Linked DNA regions of Homo sapiens: region 2 is linked to region 1. Evidence: chromatin loops called from intact Hi-C (ENCODE). Cell type or tissue: mammary epithelial cell. All regions are shown on one strand.

Region 1 (8,000 bases):
GATTCAAAACGTTTGAGAATGGTTAACCCTATTTTAGAAAACTGATCTAGTTTTTAATTATGATAATAACCCATGGTTATTTAATGCCTAGTAGATGCCAGCCACTGTGCTAGGAAAGCAAGTGGTCAGGTGACCTGAAAGATGGTTCTGAAGCCAGACTTTATCAATAAAAATGAGACATGGAAACATCATTGAGACTCTTGCCAGGCACTGTCCCTGCTAAGATGCTCAAAGGCCGGTTAGGTTAAACAGGGATGCTCTCAGGACAAATGCATTACCTTAATATTACCTAAGACTCCACTCTAGTGAGCTGGACTAGCCCACATCCCCAGTTTAAGAGCCTGGTCAGCACTCTTACTTAAAGCCAAGGTCTAGAGAAACTCCATGCCCTCCTCCCGCCGTGCCAAGCCCTGGTGTGGGCCCCCAGCTCATCCACTCCAACAGCAGGAGGAGGCAAGGAGGAGACCAGAAGGAGGCAAGTGAAGGAGAGGGAACCACTGAGAAGGGAAGACGCCAGCCCTTCTCCCCTCTCATCCATGCCTTCCCCTCTATGGCCAATTCAGGTGAACCTGCAGCCTCTGTTCCACTCTCACTAGCAACTGAGAGCCTCCTCCCTGGGGTTAGGAAGTGGTGGCCTTCCTGCTTTGAGTCTGTGGCAAGCAAGGTTCCTAAATCTCTGGCCACAGGGATGCCCAGAGGATTCTGGGAAGAAATCAGCGTCTCCCACCTTTGAGGAAACTTCAAGAAGTGGGCCTCAGGAACACAGCCACGTCTCTCTTTCCCCTGCAGTTTCTCAGTGGCGTGCTGTAATACCAGCTAAGCATACTTAAGACCTTTCTTCTAATTGCCAAACAGATGCCTTCAGTTCAGGGATGAGGGTGTATCAAGATCTGTAAGTTGTACACCAAATGCTCACAGGTTAAACAACATCAGCTCAGAGAGGAAACATTTATGTCTAACTTTCTTTTCCTTGTATCAACAAATGGCACTGCAGCCCCTGGGCTCTGCTCATTCCTCACTGTATTTGTTCTCTGGCTACCCGTATATTTTTTCTCTGGCTTCTGACAAATTTTACCCTGATTTTCAAACCCAAATGCAAATACATATTTTTCAACTTGCTAACCATCTGATGAAGCCGTTGCCTTTTCTCTGCTATGCCAGCCCCTTGACCTTGGCTAAGGGTCCACTCTGGTTTCTTGACCAAGTAATTCAGCCAATCACATGAGAGCACATGGCTTCAAGCCTTCACTCTCCTAGCCAGGTGCCTGCACAGAGAGCACAGCAGTTATGACTCAGACAGAGAATGCCTTTCTCTAGGAAAGAAGGTCCTATTCTCATTCTGCTCATCAGCTTATTATTGCATCTGAGATCATAAGTCTAAATAGCAGCGTTAGGGAGAAAAATGTAAAGATTTAATTTCCTGAAAGTTTCACATGGGGATGCAGCTACCAAACAAATACCATAACATATTGTTAGGATATATAACTGGGACACAGAACACAGAAGCCACGTCCTTAATGTCATTGGACCACACCTAGAACATTCCTTGCTTCACTTCCAGGCATCATCCTTCAAGAGAGGTGTTGATACATAAAGAACCATTCATTGAAAGAACAAAACATGTAGCCTCAAGAAAGAAAGTGGATAGACTGTGTGCACTGGCTCACATCTGTAATCCCAGCAATTTGGGAGACCAAGGCAGGAGGATCTCATGAAGCCAGGCATCACAGACCAGCCTCGGCAACAAAATGAGAAACCCCCCAACCTTTTTTTTTTTTTTTTTTTGAGATGGAGTCTTGCCGTGTTGCCCAGGCTGGAGTGCGGTGGCACAATCTCAGCTCGCTGCAACCTCCGCCTCCTGAGTTCATGCGATTCTCCTGCCTCAGCCTCCCAAGTAGCTGGGACTACAGGTGCGCATTACCACACCTGGCTAATTTTTGTATTTTTTAGTGGAGACAGGATTTCACTAAGTTGACCAGGCTGGTCTTGAACTCCTGACCTGAAGTGATCTGCCTTCCTCGGCCTCCCAAAGTGCTGGGATTACAGGTGTGAGCCACCGCACCCGGCCTGAGACCCCTGTCTCTTAAAAAAAGAAAAAAAAAATTAAAAACTTAGCTGGGTGTGATGGTGCATGCCTATAGTCCTAGCCACTTGGGAGGCTGAGATGGGAGGATCACTTGAGCCCCAGAGTTCAAGGCTGCAGTGAGCTATGATCATATCACTGCACTCCAGCCTGGGCAACAGAGAGCAATACTCTGTCTCAAAATAAATAAACTATTGGGGTGAATAATGGAGAAAACCCATAAAAAGACCTTCACATTCTTACAGACACATCCACATCCCATTGTCCCATTAGTGGGCACTATGGATATCTCATTTCTGCTATAACAAAAAGGGTTCTAGCAGAATTGTCTAAAAATTGAACTGACTGTTCCATGTCACTGGAGATGTTTAACCAGCCACTAGATGACTGCTTGACATAAACACTGTAAAGACAATCCTTACGTTAAGAGCCTGGTTTAACTGGATGGTACCTAAGTTCTCTATAGATTTATATTATTAACCTCATGGACTAATGGAGAGGTGTCTCTTACTCATAAAGCAGTTCCTAGAGTAGGAAGCAACATTTTCAAAATGGCAGCCCTAGGAAAACAAAGTTTCTTGGGATCATAAGTTGGTGTAGGGTGGACAGAGAGAGAGAAAGACTGACACGGAGTCAGATGGCTTATTTAGAGTTCACCCCGCTATTGAGATGGGTCGTGCAAAGCCCATCCTGACTACTAATAGGAGAGAGAAGAGGATACACTGGTGGGGGTTGGGGGGAAGGAAATCACAAGGCATGCAGATGGAATGCAGTTCCCAAGAGTTTGGGGAGTTCTGATGGCCTGGAAAGGGACTTTATGAGAAAACGTCCTCCAATAAAACGAAAAGACAAACCTCATGGGAGAATTTATTGCTCATAAACCAAGGCCTGGGAAACTAACCATGGAAAGTAGGGATCAGCCAGGCACGGTGGCTCACGCCTGTAATCCCAGCACTTTGGGAGGCCGAGGCGGGCGGACCCTGAGGTCAGGAGTTCGAGATCACCCTGGCCAACATAGTGAAATCCTGTCTCTACTAAAAAATACAAAAAAATGAGCCAGGCATGATGACGGGCACCTGTAATCCCAGCTACTTGGGAGGCTGAGGCAGGAGAATCCCTCGAGCAAAGGAGGCAGAGGTTGCAGTGAGCTGAGATCACACCATTACACTCCAGCCTGGGTGACAGAGTGAGACTCCATCTCAAAAAAAAAAAAAAAAAAAGAAAGAAAGTAGGGATCAACCTAAACGCCCCTCAGACCTGCTACTCCAAGTCATTGGGCATAGTTGTGCCTTTGAATGACAGACAGAGAGATGGAGTGGTCCCCCTAAAACACCCTTCAGCTCCACCTTTATAAGGACTCCCTTCTTACCTTACCTTCTCCGTTTATTTTTTCTGTGCCCAGCGACATCATAAGAACTCAGGAGTTGACCACCATAGAAAACCAAGACTCTGAAGACAGCCATTGCAGTTTGTCAATTAAGAAGAACACAGAAGATGGAGTCTGAACCCTGTGCCTGGGCTTTGCACAACCCATCCCAATAGCTGGGTCAACTTAACTAAGCCATCTGACTCACCAAAAGCCATCTGACTCACCTCCTGCAAAACCACAATATGGTTCAAGAATTAGTCCTACCTCCATTTACAATAAACCACTCCTTTTTTTTTTTTTTTTGACAGAGTCTCACTCTGTCGCCCAGGCTAGAATGCTGCTTCAGCCTCAACCTCCCAGGTTCAACATCTCAGCCTCCTGAGGAGCTGGGACTACAGGCATGTGCAACCATGCCCAGGTAATTTTTGTAATTTTTGTAGAGACAGGGTTTCACCACGTTACTCAGGCTGGTCTCAAACTCCTGGGCTCAAGCCATCAGCCCACCCTCACCTCCCAAAGTGCTAGGATTACAGGCATGAGCCACCGCACCCAGCCCACTCCCTACTCTTACCCTACTTCTTACTCTGTAGTTTTGGGAGACACACACACAACACGCTCAATTCATGGATTCACGTCTTTGAATCATAAAACAACAGGCAGTAAAGTATAGTAGCTAAAGGAGTGCCGGGAACACAGCCTGGGTTTGAACTCCGTCTCTGTCATCTGCTAACTGTTGTCCTTGAGCAAGTTACTTAACTTCTCTGTGCCTCCGTCTCATCGCCTATAAAAGGAAAACAATACTATACTACCTATAAGACTGTTGTGAAAATTAAATTATATAATATCAGTATAACACTTGACATATGGAAAGTACCAAAAATGCGTTAACTAGGCTGGACACTGTGACTCACACCTCTCTCTACTCCCAGCGCTTTGAGAGGTCGAGACAGGAGGATTACTTGAGGCCCAGAGTTCAAGACCAGCCTGGACAGCATAATGAGACCCTGTCTCTATAAAAAATAAAAATTAACCAGGCATGGTGGCATGTACCTGTAGTATCAGCTACTTGGGATGCTGAGGTGGGAGGATTGCTTGAGCCCAGGAGTTGGAGGCTGTAGTGAGCTATGATCATGCCATTGCACTCTAGCCTGAGCAACAGAGTCTTATACAGCCTGTCTCCAAAAAAAAAGAAAATAAATAATTTTTAAAATGTTAACTACTATCACATCTTTTAGAATTTGAGAAACAAAAAGCACAAAAACTAAAACTGCACATGATACGTGATTGCAGACCGAGGTGGTTCATCTCTTCTTTAGTTAAATTAAAGGCTTTTGGCTGGATGTGGTGGTTCACACCTGTGAACCCCCCAGCACTTTGGGAGACCAAGGTGGGAGGATTGCTTGAGCCCAGGAATTTGAGACGAGCCTGAGCAACATAGACAGACTCCCAACTCTACAAAAATTTTAAAAGTTAGCCAGGCACAATGGAGCATGTCTGTGGTTCCAGCTACTTGGGAGGCTGAGGTGGGAGGATCACTTGGGTCTGGGAGGTCGAGGCTGCAGTGAGCCATGATCATGGCACTGCACTCCAGCCTGGGTGACAAAGGAAGACTGTCTCAAAAAAAAGGAACAGACCAAGTTAAAGGCTTTTCTTTTGTGCCATTTTTCTGGCCTTGTGTATGCCTTAGTTTTCAGCAGAGTAAAATATCTGTATTATTATTATGACCTTGATTTTTAAGATGACTTCATCTTCATTTCATATTGATTTTATTCAGTAATAATTGTAAGAAAGACTTTAGTTTTAATGTTTCTTTCCCCTTATCTTCTCCATCAAGTATGTGGAAAAAGACAAATTCAAAGGCTAGAAATGAAACTTTGAACTTCTACAGGAGAAGTCAGGCAACATGGCTAAAGACCTTTGCTAAATGACAAAGCAGGATAAAAAATAAGTCTAGTCCTTCTTACATTATTCCAATACATTTATTAAAGGCATCCTTAAAGGTATGTAAGGAATTATAAATGAATGCATGCTTCTCCCACACACAAATTTCGTTAATGACACACGTATGAAACCGTACATAAATACGTGTGTACTGCTGACTGAGCGAGATACCTAGCTAACTCTGAACACTCCCACAAAGCACCTCACAGTAATCCCTGGTCGACTTTATCAACCACACTGCTTAGAGACAGGACTGAACCCATAGGCCTTCCCCTCCAGTAGGTCAGAACAAGTCTGCCGGTAACTGCAGCATCTGTGTCTGCAGGAATACCTCTTCCCTCTTTGGCTTAACTCCAGACCACGCGGTAGGAGCCAAGGAAGGGGACATGCCCTAGCCTTGTACATAGCTGTGCAGATGGCCTGAGGACTTGAGGCTCAACTTTTCTGTCCAATACAAGGACCCTGTTTCAAATGGCAAATCTGGCTGTCCCACCTAGGATCTGTACCTTTTCTCAAGCCTTAGCTCCCCCTAAATTACCAAGGAGTCTCAGACGAGTTGTTGAGGTTTTAACCATTCATTTATTAAACAAGTCTTCACAGAGAGCTTACTAGGTTCCAGGCACTAGGTATACTCTGCCGACCAAAACCAAACCAGGTCAGAGAAGAGAGACATCAGGACTATGCAGAGACAGCCCTGGGTAAAATCAGGAAAAGCAAAAAAAACTTAGTTACCATTATTCAGCCCTCCCCATGCCCCCACCTTCCTGTGGATTGTGAAGAGCTCCCTCAAGCTTCTCTTTGCTCTTTGTTTCTTTCCTCTTCAGAACCTGATTCCTGGGAAAATAACTTAATTGTTTATTCATTTACTCAACAAACACATGTTGAGCACCTACTGCATATCAGATACTGCAGTAGGTGAAATATCAGTCCCTTTATAACTTCTCTTGGGGGTATTTGCATCTCAACTCTATTTTATTTTTTTCTAATTCTTTTTAAATTGAACTAGAATTCAATTTATGCTTAACCCTTAAATTTTACCATAACATAACATTTACCCTTTTAAAGTGTAACATTCAATGGTTTTCACTGTATTCACAAAGTTGTACAACCATCCCCACTATCTAATTCTAGAATATTTTCGTCACTTCAAAAAAGAAGCCCTGTACCATTAGCAGGGATTTCCCAACTCCTGCTTCCCACAACCGCTGAAAACCAAGTATTTACTCTGTCTCTATGAATTTACCTGTTCTGACCATTTCAGATAAGCGGAATCGTATAATATGTGACCTTTCGCGTCTGGCTTCCTTCATTAGCACATTTTCAAGGTTACCTATGTTGTAGCATGTATCAGTACTTCATCCTATGTCATGGCTGAATAATGTTTCATTATATGGTTATACTACATTTTCTTTATCCATTCATTAATTTACAAACATTTGGGTTTGTTTCACTTTGTGGCTATTATGAATAATGCTGCTAGGAACATTTATGTACACATTTTTATGTAGTCACTTGTCTTCAATTATCTTTGGTACATACCTTGGAGTGGAATTGCAGGTCATATGGTAACTGTATATTTCCCTTTTTAAGGAACTGCCAAGCTGTTCTCCAAAGTGACTGTACCTGTTTGCACCCCCACCAGGAAGATATGAGGGTTCCCATTTCTCTACACCCTCAGTCACACTTATGATTGTCTGACTTTTTAGCTATCCAAGTGGAACGAAGTGATGTCTCACTGTGGCTTTGATTTGCATTTCCCTAATAACTAAGGATGTTGTGCATCTTTTTTGTGCTTATTGGCTATTTGTGTGTCCAATTTGAGTAATGTCTATTCAAATCCTTTGCTCATTTTTAATTGAGCTACTTGCCTTTTTATTATTAAGTTGTAAGAGTTCTTTTTTTATATTTTGGATACTAGATCCTTATCCAATGTAAGATTTGCAAATATATGTTCCCATTCTGTGGGCTCTCTTTTCACTTTTTTGATAATGTCTTTTGAAACATGAAAGGTTGTATTTTGATGAGGTCCAATTTTTGTCTTTACTTGCTTACGCTTTTGGTGCCATATCTAAGGAACAATTGTCTAATACAAGGTCACAAAAATGCCTATGTTTTCTCTAAGAATTTTATCATTTTTGCTCTTACATCTAGGCCTGTGATCCCTTTTGAGTTAATTTTTGTATAAAGTATAAGTTATGGGTCCAAATTCATTCTTTCACGTGTGGATATCAGGTTGCCTCAGCACCATTTGTTGAAAAGACTATTCATTCCCCATTGATTGTCTTAGCATCCTTATTGAAAATCAACTGACCATAAATGTAAAAGTTTCTTTCTGGACTCTGAAGTCTATTCCTTTGATCTACATATCTATTCTTATGGCAGTATCACACAGTCTTGATCAATGTACCCTTGTAGCAGGTTTTAAAATTTAGAAGTGTCAATCCTACACCTTTGTCCTTCTTTTTCCCTTGCATTTCCATATGACTTTTAGGAACAGCTTGTTGATTTCTGCAAAAGAGGAAAAGAAAAGGCAGCTAGAATTTTGATAGGGATTGCATTGAATCTGTAGACCACTTTGGGGGGTATTGCCGTCTTAGCAATATTAGG
Region 2 (8,000 bases), 95 kb before region 1:
TCTTCATATTTTTCCCATTTCTGTAACAGGCAAGTTCTATTCCAGAAATCACTGAATACTCAAGTTAGGGGGATGGCAAAGGATTTCCTTCTGGAGGCCATTTCTTGGGACTTGAAATTCCTGGGCAGAGGGCACAAGAGACAGAGTGGAAAATATGCCCCCAGCTTGAGTTAGGGAGGGCTGAATTCATTCATATTTCTTAATCATTTAGTTTCCAGTCACATTAGAACTGAGTGAAAGCCCAGAATTGTATCAGGAAGGGTGTACCCATCAGACTGATGAAAATTGCATGCAATTGTGAGCATATGTGTATGTTTATATGCATAGAAAAAAAAATTCCTAATGGAACTCATGCCTGGGAAATAAGATTTTAGATGGAAGATTTGTAACTACAGAAACCCACATGTCCAGTTTGCTGATTTTTATCTATCTGGTAGAATTCTAAACCACAGTCTCCAAATCAGTTTATACTCTTGTTGTTGTTGTTTCTACAAAGAAATAAATAATAAAAGATAGAGATTGAGCAGGTGGGAATAAAACAATAGGAAAAAGAAAAGGATGGAGAAGAAAATGAAAGCAGCGATGTCTGCTGGGGTTGCCAAAACAAAATCACAGGCCACGTAGCTAAAACAACAGAAATTTCTTCTGTCACAATTCTGGAGTCTGGAAGTCTGCCAGCAGGGTTGGTTTCTTGGGGGCCTCTTTCTCTGGCTTGCAGACAGCTGCCCTCTGCCTGGGCTTGTCCACTGGCATTACTGATGTCTCTTTTTCTAATAAGGATGGCAGTCATATTGCATTAGGACCACACCCATGGGCCCCAATTGAACCTTCATTACCTCTTTAAGGTTCTAATTTAACCTTCATTACCTCTTTAAGGGTCACATTGGGAGTTAGGGCTTCAACATACACATTTTGAGGGGACACAGTTCAGACCATAACAAGCAGAGTGAAATAAGGGTGAAGTGTGAGTGAATGGCCTCATAGCTGAAACGCTTGGCTGCATCCACACCAGCACCACATTGACCAACCCAGCAGGTGAGAAAGCTGCAGACCTTTGCTGCTTCTCTTTATTGAGGGTTTAGAATTTAGGTTAGTGAGAGTCCGTTGGTTTTGTCAGCTGAGGTGCATGGGTTTGGGGTCCTGAGTCTCTTCTCTTCTCACTTTTCTGATGCTCCACTCTCTGTTTTTTCCAAATCCTACCTTCTGAGTAATTGAGAATTCTAGACATTCTAGGTATGCCTCCAAAATCAAGCTACCAAACTCTGGGTGAGCCATGTGTAGGACGGTGAGCCACAGGACACCTGCTGTAGGCATCGAATTCCTGAATGGTGGGACACTGTGTGTCTCTGGCCCTATTCCCTCTCCAGGACAAACCTCACCCTTTCCTGCAAATGTACTCAAAATAGTACATTTATCCACGTCAATTCAGCAAAGGCTGCAGATCCTGGGACTACAGTATCTCAGACGCTGTTCTCAGCGAGCTCATGGTCCAGTGGAGAGCACAGACAAACAGCAAGGCAGGAGAAATCGCCTCTGAAGAGCCCAGGGAGCAGCGCGGGTGAAAAGCAGGGTGAGAGCAGGGCCTTCGGATTGGGAGAATCAGGACTCGCTTCAAGTAAAGCACTTTCAGCTATGAGGCCATTCACTAACCCTTGGGGAGGACGTGGAACAATGAACAGGAATTTGGGGAAAGGGTGGAGTGTAGGATGGACGGGACTGAGTGTGAAAGAGGCAAGGGTGAGCTATTCCACTCGGATGGAAAGTGTGAGTGAAGTCACAGAAGCAGGGCTGGCTGCAGCAGAGAAATGTCTTCTGAATCAGCTAGTGAGCTGCTCATGACCATCAGCCTGCTGCTTTATCAACATGTTTTTGAACAAAACTGCAAATCTGAAATTGACACTTCACCCCCTTCACCAAGTTTGGCTCTGAGTTACCTTCAGATTCCTATGGAATTCCAAGCTACCCTCGAAGGACTAAGGCTTGCCTTGATTGAGGATATATATAAAAATATTATTTATGTGCCTGGGGCTCAGAAAGCAATTTCCAAAGAGAATTTCTAAAGCTGTTCTGAGCATTATATAGCCTCTTGAGATTATGGATTTTTTTCCAAACATATAACAGAACTCTACACATCCTAATGAAAGTTCACAGCAGTAACATCACTCTTTTGTCTGCCTCTTACATCCTAGCACTTCTGGAGTCTGCAGGGCACATGAAGGAGTATAAGACCTGAGTTTTGCTCTCATTAAGCTCACAGTCTCTGCAAAATCAATCCTGCCAGAGGGAGAGCTTGGCAGTCCCTCCATCCCGTTATTAAAGTCTTTCCACAGCTGGTTCCCAATCTTACCTGGAGGGGTGGGTATAACATAGTAGTAAGGCACATGGGAGCCAAATAGACCAGGGTCTGAGTCCCATCTCTGTTTCTTGCAGGCTGTGTGATCTTGGGCCAATTGCTTGACCTCTCTGAGGCTCAGTGTTCTTTTCTGTGATGATAATAGATATAATAACTACTTCATAAGGTCCTGTGAAGATTAAATGAGCTGTACACATGAAACATGCAGCACTTTACCTGGAACAAAGGTCGGGCTTTCGTGACTATCCCGGGAGAACCAATTAAGGCCAATGCAAAATGCACAGAAGGGAGGTAGACACTGTCCACCCAGGTTAGGCCCCACCTGCTCCCTGCCACCAACCAAAAGAAGAGTGGGACCCCTGCACTTGCCAAACTGCTCTCTCCTCTGCTCTGCACAGGACTCCTGCAGCAGCAGGATGTCTCCCAGGTCCCCAGCGGCCTGCTACGTCACCGACACTGCTTGTCCATGCCATTGTACGAGGCAGTTGTGCAGCTGCAGGCTGCCCCAGGCCAGCCAATGGTTAGTGTAGAACTCGGCTCTTGCTACTTTCCTGACAAGCACGGATTTTTACTGCTTTACCTCAATCTGGCCGTCTCCTCAGACCTTTGCACACACCAGGAGTGTCAAGATCTAAGGTCAGCTCCTGGGGCTTCAAGAGTCACCTCTGTTTTCCTTCCACTTCCCCAGCAACTCTACAAGGGCTGAATGCATCCTGTTTCAGGAAACCCTGGAGGAGGGAGACCCCGAGTGCCTATGGATACATTAAAAGGGAAGAAAGAAAGTGCAGAGCTGGTTGGGTCACTGCCGCCCGGCCAGGGGCGGAAAGGAGCCACGTGGTGCTGTACAAGTGTTTCCATTCAGGATGAGTCACAAACCCTGGACCCTGAAACAACTTGGCAAATGGAAAGCCAAAGGGATTGTTCTTGATGTCTGTGTGGGTCCCCACTGCCAAGTTTCAAATACCATCTCCCTCCACACTCCCCTTTTACGCTCAGGGAAGGACAGGCGCATGTACTGACCTGATCCCACTTGCCCAGGAAGCTGGCTGCAGGGCAGGATGGGGGCCTCTCTGGGGCATCTGTAAAGGGTGAGCTTCTTTATAGAGCTGGGTCAGGCTGGCTGCAGCCCATGCACCAGTCCTCTGAGGTGTCCTGAGCCTGGAGAAGGGGTGCCTGGGTGAGTGTAGGAAACTGCAGTTTCAGAGGAAGAGGTGACTCACCAACAGTATGCAATGCTGCATTCAGTAGGCATGGCACCTGCCCTTCCGAAGCTTATGCTGAAGTGACTAGAAAATTACAGTCTTCCCATATGTATGTCATACTCTCGCCAGGGTTTTCATGTAAGAAGACCTCTGTCCTCAAACCCTTTCTGCTGTTTCCCCTAAACATGTCCTGCTCTCACCTGACCTCTGCACGTCCTCTCCTACCCTCAGGCTTCAGACCTTGCCAGCTCTGCCTGCAGGTGCAAGAGCCTCCTAAATGCTGTTCCTGCTCCTGTCCTTACCTCACCCTATCTATTCTCTTCAAAACAGCCAGAAGGAACTTTTAGAAATGTCAGTCAGATCAGGTCCCCTCATAGTTTAAAACCCCTTCCACAACCTGCAAGGCCCTCCATGGTCAGGGCCTTCCCCACCCTCACTGCTGCATTTTGCCTTTCTGGAACAGAACCAAGTTTGCTCAGGGCCTTTGCAGTTGCTGTCCCCGGCGCCTTATCTCTCAACAGCTCCCTTTGTCACTCAAATCTCACTTCAGTTGTGACCCTTTCAGAAAAGGCTTCCTTACCACCCCCACCCCAACTCCCAAAGCACCAACATTTTCTCTACAGGCAGAAACTATACAATTAAAAACACATAAACAGAATTTAATAAGTTTAGAATAAGATAGTAAGCTCTGCAAGAGTGGCTCCCATCTCTCCTGTTAATCGCACAGAATCGGCACTCAGTATTTACAGAATAAATCCTACCCCATGCAAGTTAGGGTGCCTGCATTTCTTGGTGGAAGAGCCTGGAAGTTTCCTGCCCAGGCAGGGTGGGGCTGGGCGAGCTGGGCCATAGGCAGGAGAAGCCCAGTGAGGACGTGGAGCTGCAGAGTCCCTGCCTGGAGTGCAGCCCCCACCTTGAAGGGATTCTCAGGGAACTAGAGGCCATTGCTGCCCAGTCATTGGCTGAATCTGGTAGTTGCTTGTTCTCCCAAGTTCCTCTCTCCACGAAGCTCCTTGAATGTACATTCAGGAATTTATCATCATGGCACTTTTTTTGTCTGTTTCTAACCTATAATTCCATATATATATATATATATACACACACACACACAAGGGCTCTGGAATAGATCTCTAAATTCCCTTCAGAGCCAGCATTTGATGGTTTACGTGAAAATGTGTTCCACCTGGAATCAGGGTGCATTTGGGTCAAGCCTTTAAGAAAACAATTCAGGCTTAGCTGGGACATCCAGAAGAGATTATAGACGCTCCTGCACAGCGGGCATCCCAGCTAATGGGGCTCTCACGCACCTGACCCGAGCGCAGTGTGAAACAGCACCAGATGATGATGAGGCCCATATCCTGACCCCTCCAGGGCTCAGTATTTAGCTTCCCTGTGCTTAGTTTTCTCTTCCTGGAATGTCTCCACTCTAAGCAGAGACACCATTAAAAAGGGTTTTAAATTGAGCAATGAGAAACATTCTCTGCATGAGATTTTAAAGTCCACACGTGAGACTGGCGGTTCTTCAGCTCAGAGGCACCTGGGGTGCTTGTTAAAAGTGCAATCTCCGGCTCAGTTCCAGAGTGCTGACTCGGTGCACTGGTGGCACCTAAGAATCTCTATTCATGAAGCTTCCAGTGATTCTGGCGCAGAGTTTGTGGTGGAAAACTACCCACACTCAGTGTGACAGAACCTGTGCCCTGCAGAGACATGGGTTAGACAGGCTCTAGGGCTCTTGCCTTGCCCGTCTCTTGAGGCTGTGGGAAACACAGGAGGTTCTGAGCAGGCTCTTCGTGTGTGCCTCTAGCAACTGAGTTCCAGAACCCTCAGTCACCTGAAGGGCCTGTCTACATGATGCCAGGTAGCTGGACAGTTAGAGAAGGCAAGGCCATTCATTTCCAGAGCTACAGGATTAGTAAACCCAACTTCTAGTACACGAAAATTCTTCATCTTTAGGTGAGGGAACACACGAGAGGATTACCTTCAGGCTATCAAACCTCCAGAAAACGACCTATGACTTCTGGCTGTCCCTTCCTCTCCTATTGAGCCAGCTGAAGGAATTTAAAGAATAGCAAGCTTGACTCTGCCCAAAGGGGTATTTTCCTCATCTCTTCAGAGAATTTGGTTGCTCTACTCCCACTATTTAGAGGTTATGGCAGGAATTTCAAAGCTCTTTTAACAAGTCTGTTATCCACCTTCATACACAAACCTACAAAACCAAATTCATGGTGCATCTGTCCCCAAGGTTAGAGAATTCGACATGTAGGTAAAGAGTCATTAGAGCACATTTCCCAAGAGCAGACCCACTGTTTCTCACTATCCACACAACCAAGAGCCTGCAAGAATACTGAAACCCTCCACCGGGGACGGGGACAGTCCAGAACCCATGCAGCATTATTCATTATGCACCAGAGAAACTGACCCACCCGCAGGAACAGCCGCATGAGCTCTTTCAGGCCTGACCCCTGAGAATTCTCTCCACAAGCAGACCCAGTACCTCCCCAGGGCTCACCCACCTTAAGGGATCCATCTGGGACAGATGGGGAGAAGTCAGCCCTCACAGAACTTCTACCAATCTGTGGGTCCACAAAGCCCTAGAGGAAGAAAATCCAAGGCTCAGGACTTCTTTTGTCTTCATGGTGAGCCTTCTCCTCCTCTCTGCTCTTACAGTTCCACCTCCAGCCTATAAAAAATAAAAAGCTGGGAGAATGAGAGCGAGCAAGGAGCATTCTTCCCATCGTGGCCCTTCCCACACAGGCACCAGGAGTACCTTTGGGCCACAGCCAGTAGAATATGTCTAGCATCGCCATTGATGCAAGGAGCAAACTTCTTGGGCGCTAGGCCCAGGCAGCTCTGAAGACTCCGAAGAGTAAGAGTCCAGTGAAAGGGTAATGATGTTCATAAATCATCCAGATGTCAGCACCAGGACAGGAGGTGCACCCACCCAAACTGCAAGGCCAAGGTCATGAGCATCCTACCCTTCAGGGAGAGAACAAAGAAGACACGCTGCTGATGCAACCCATGGGCAGGGATGGGCGAGGGGCACTTTCTAGAGCCAGCGGGTTCTGGTCCCCAGACATACCACTGAGAGCAATAAATGCACCGGCTCTGTTGGATCTCAGAGAAGAACTACCAGATTTCTTTCATTTAAGCAGTAGAAGCATTGTTGGCAAGATAATCCTTGCATTTTCTTGTTGAGTTCCAGAAGCCGTTACTACATACCAGTGAGCCGAAATAGCTAGAATTCTAGAGTCATACGGGACCCTATAGATGTGGGACCCAAGGACATATGTCCACAGAGAGAAGGTATCACAAAGAGAGGACTGGGCGATGGTGAACTGGAGGTGCAGATGCCATGGAAAGTTTCCAGCCCTGCTCAGCCCCAGTGCTAACCCACTGTTACCACGCAAGAAATTGGTGCCAGGTTTGTCAGAGCTAATGATTTTTCAATATAAGCCCCAAATTCAGATTTTTATGTGAAATTTCCCAATTTTAAAATGTTGGCAACAAACTCAACGTTATTTAAAACACGGTACAGGCCAAATTAAACCCATCTGGGGAATGGCAGATGTGGCCCCTGGACCTGCAGCTCATGACTTATGATATGCATCAATTATTTCACAACCAGTCATGATAATAGCTGATGTTAATTGAATGCTTCACACATATTATTACATTTAGTCTGTACAGTTGAGGAAATTAAGTTGATAGGAGAACAGGTAACTTCTTCAAGTCTGCATGGCCATATAAGTGGGGGAGCCAGGACAAATCCAGGTCTGACTAATGTCAAGTGCTCTTAGCCATTAGTGATACTGCAGTTTCAGGAACAAACTGTAGTTGCCCTTAAACCCATTCATTCCAAGGGATGGCATGCTGAAATTGACAATGGGTATTTGAACTGCTTAGTGTTTCCGGGAGGGCAAGACCCGGAAAGACAGGCTTACAAAAAAGAAGCTACCATCTTGCCCGTGAACAATGGCAGGAAAGTTATATTGAGAGTATTACCCATTCTGCCATCTCCAGGGAGGCAAAAATGCCTCCCTGGCCCATTGGGTGACTGTTCTAGCTCCTTGCTTTTCAGAGTGGCCAGTGGATCAGCTGTATTGGCTTTACTCGGAGCTTATGAGAAAGGCGGAACCCCAGCCACACCACATTTCCTGAACAGGTCCGGGAAGCTTGGGAAACCTGTGACTCACCACTTTCTAACTTGTTCTCCAGTCTGATGTTGCCTTTCAGCTCCTACCATCTTCCCCATAAGACAGCCAACTCCCTAAAGACAAAGTCTTCATCATCCATTTCTTTTTTGCCTCTTCCTGGGCGTAGCCTACAGTCAATCGGATCCCATCAACCCAGTGGCAAATAAGGAGCTCAAACTAGAAGCAGTGATGTGTTCCTGAAACCACAGCCACACGGGTTAGCTCTGGCCAGCAGGCTCATGGCAGGCGCTT

Evidence for each region. Hi-C counts contacts between places; a loop is a spot of excess contacts. Peaks named below come from ENCODE experiments on the same cell type or tissue, not always from the same donor. Only the 100,000 strongest peaks of a DNase experiment are listed, where the experiment ranks them.
Region 2: it touches region 1 in a loop (1.9-fold over the local background); 3 of 110 quality-filtered maps call a loop at or near these places.

What each region holds. Positions count from the first base shown.
Region 1 is chr11:130,626,939-130,634,938 of GRCh38, reverse strand. No RefSeq gene overlaps it. Among named protein-coding and RNA genes, the nearest start is that of MIR8052, 36 kb to the left of the region's middle. In mammary epithelial cell, no CTCF peak of the experiment used is centred here; DNase peaks (open chromatin) are centred at 1,288, 3,668 and 5,648; H3K27ac peaks cover 4,664 bases.
Region 2 is chr11:130,721,654-130,729,653 of GRCh38, reverse strand. LOC105369575 (a long non-coding RNA gene) reads right to left here and starts at 6,235. Exons shown (of 4, transcript XR_007062954.1): 1 at 6,069-6,235; 2 at 3,374-3,511; 3 at 2,348-3,105; 4 at 1-120. In mammary epithelial cell, no CTCF peak of the experiment used is centred here; DNase peaks (open chromatin) are centred at 683 and 3,573.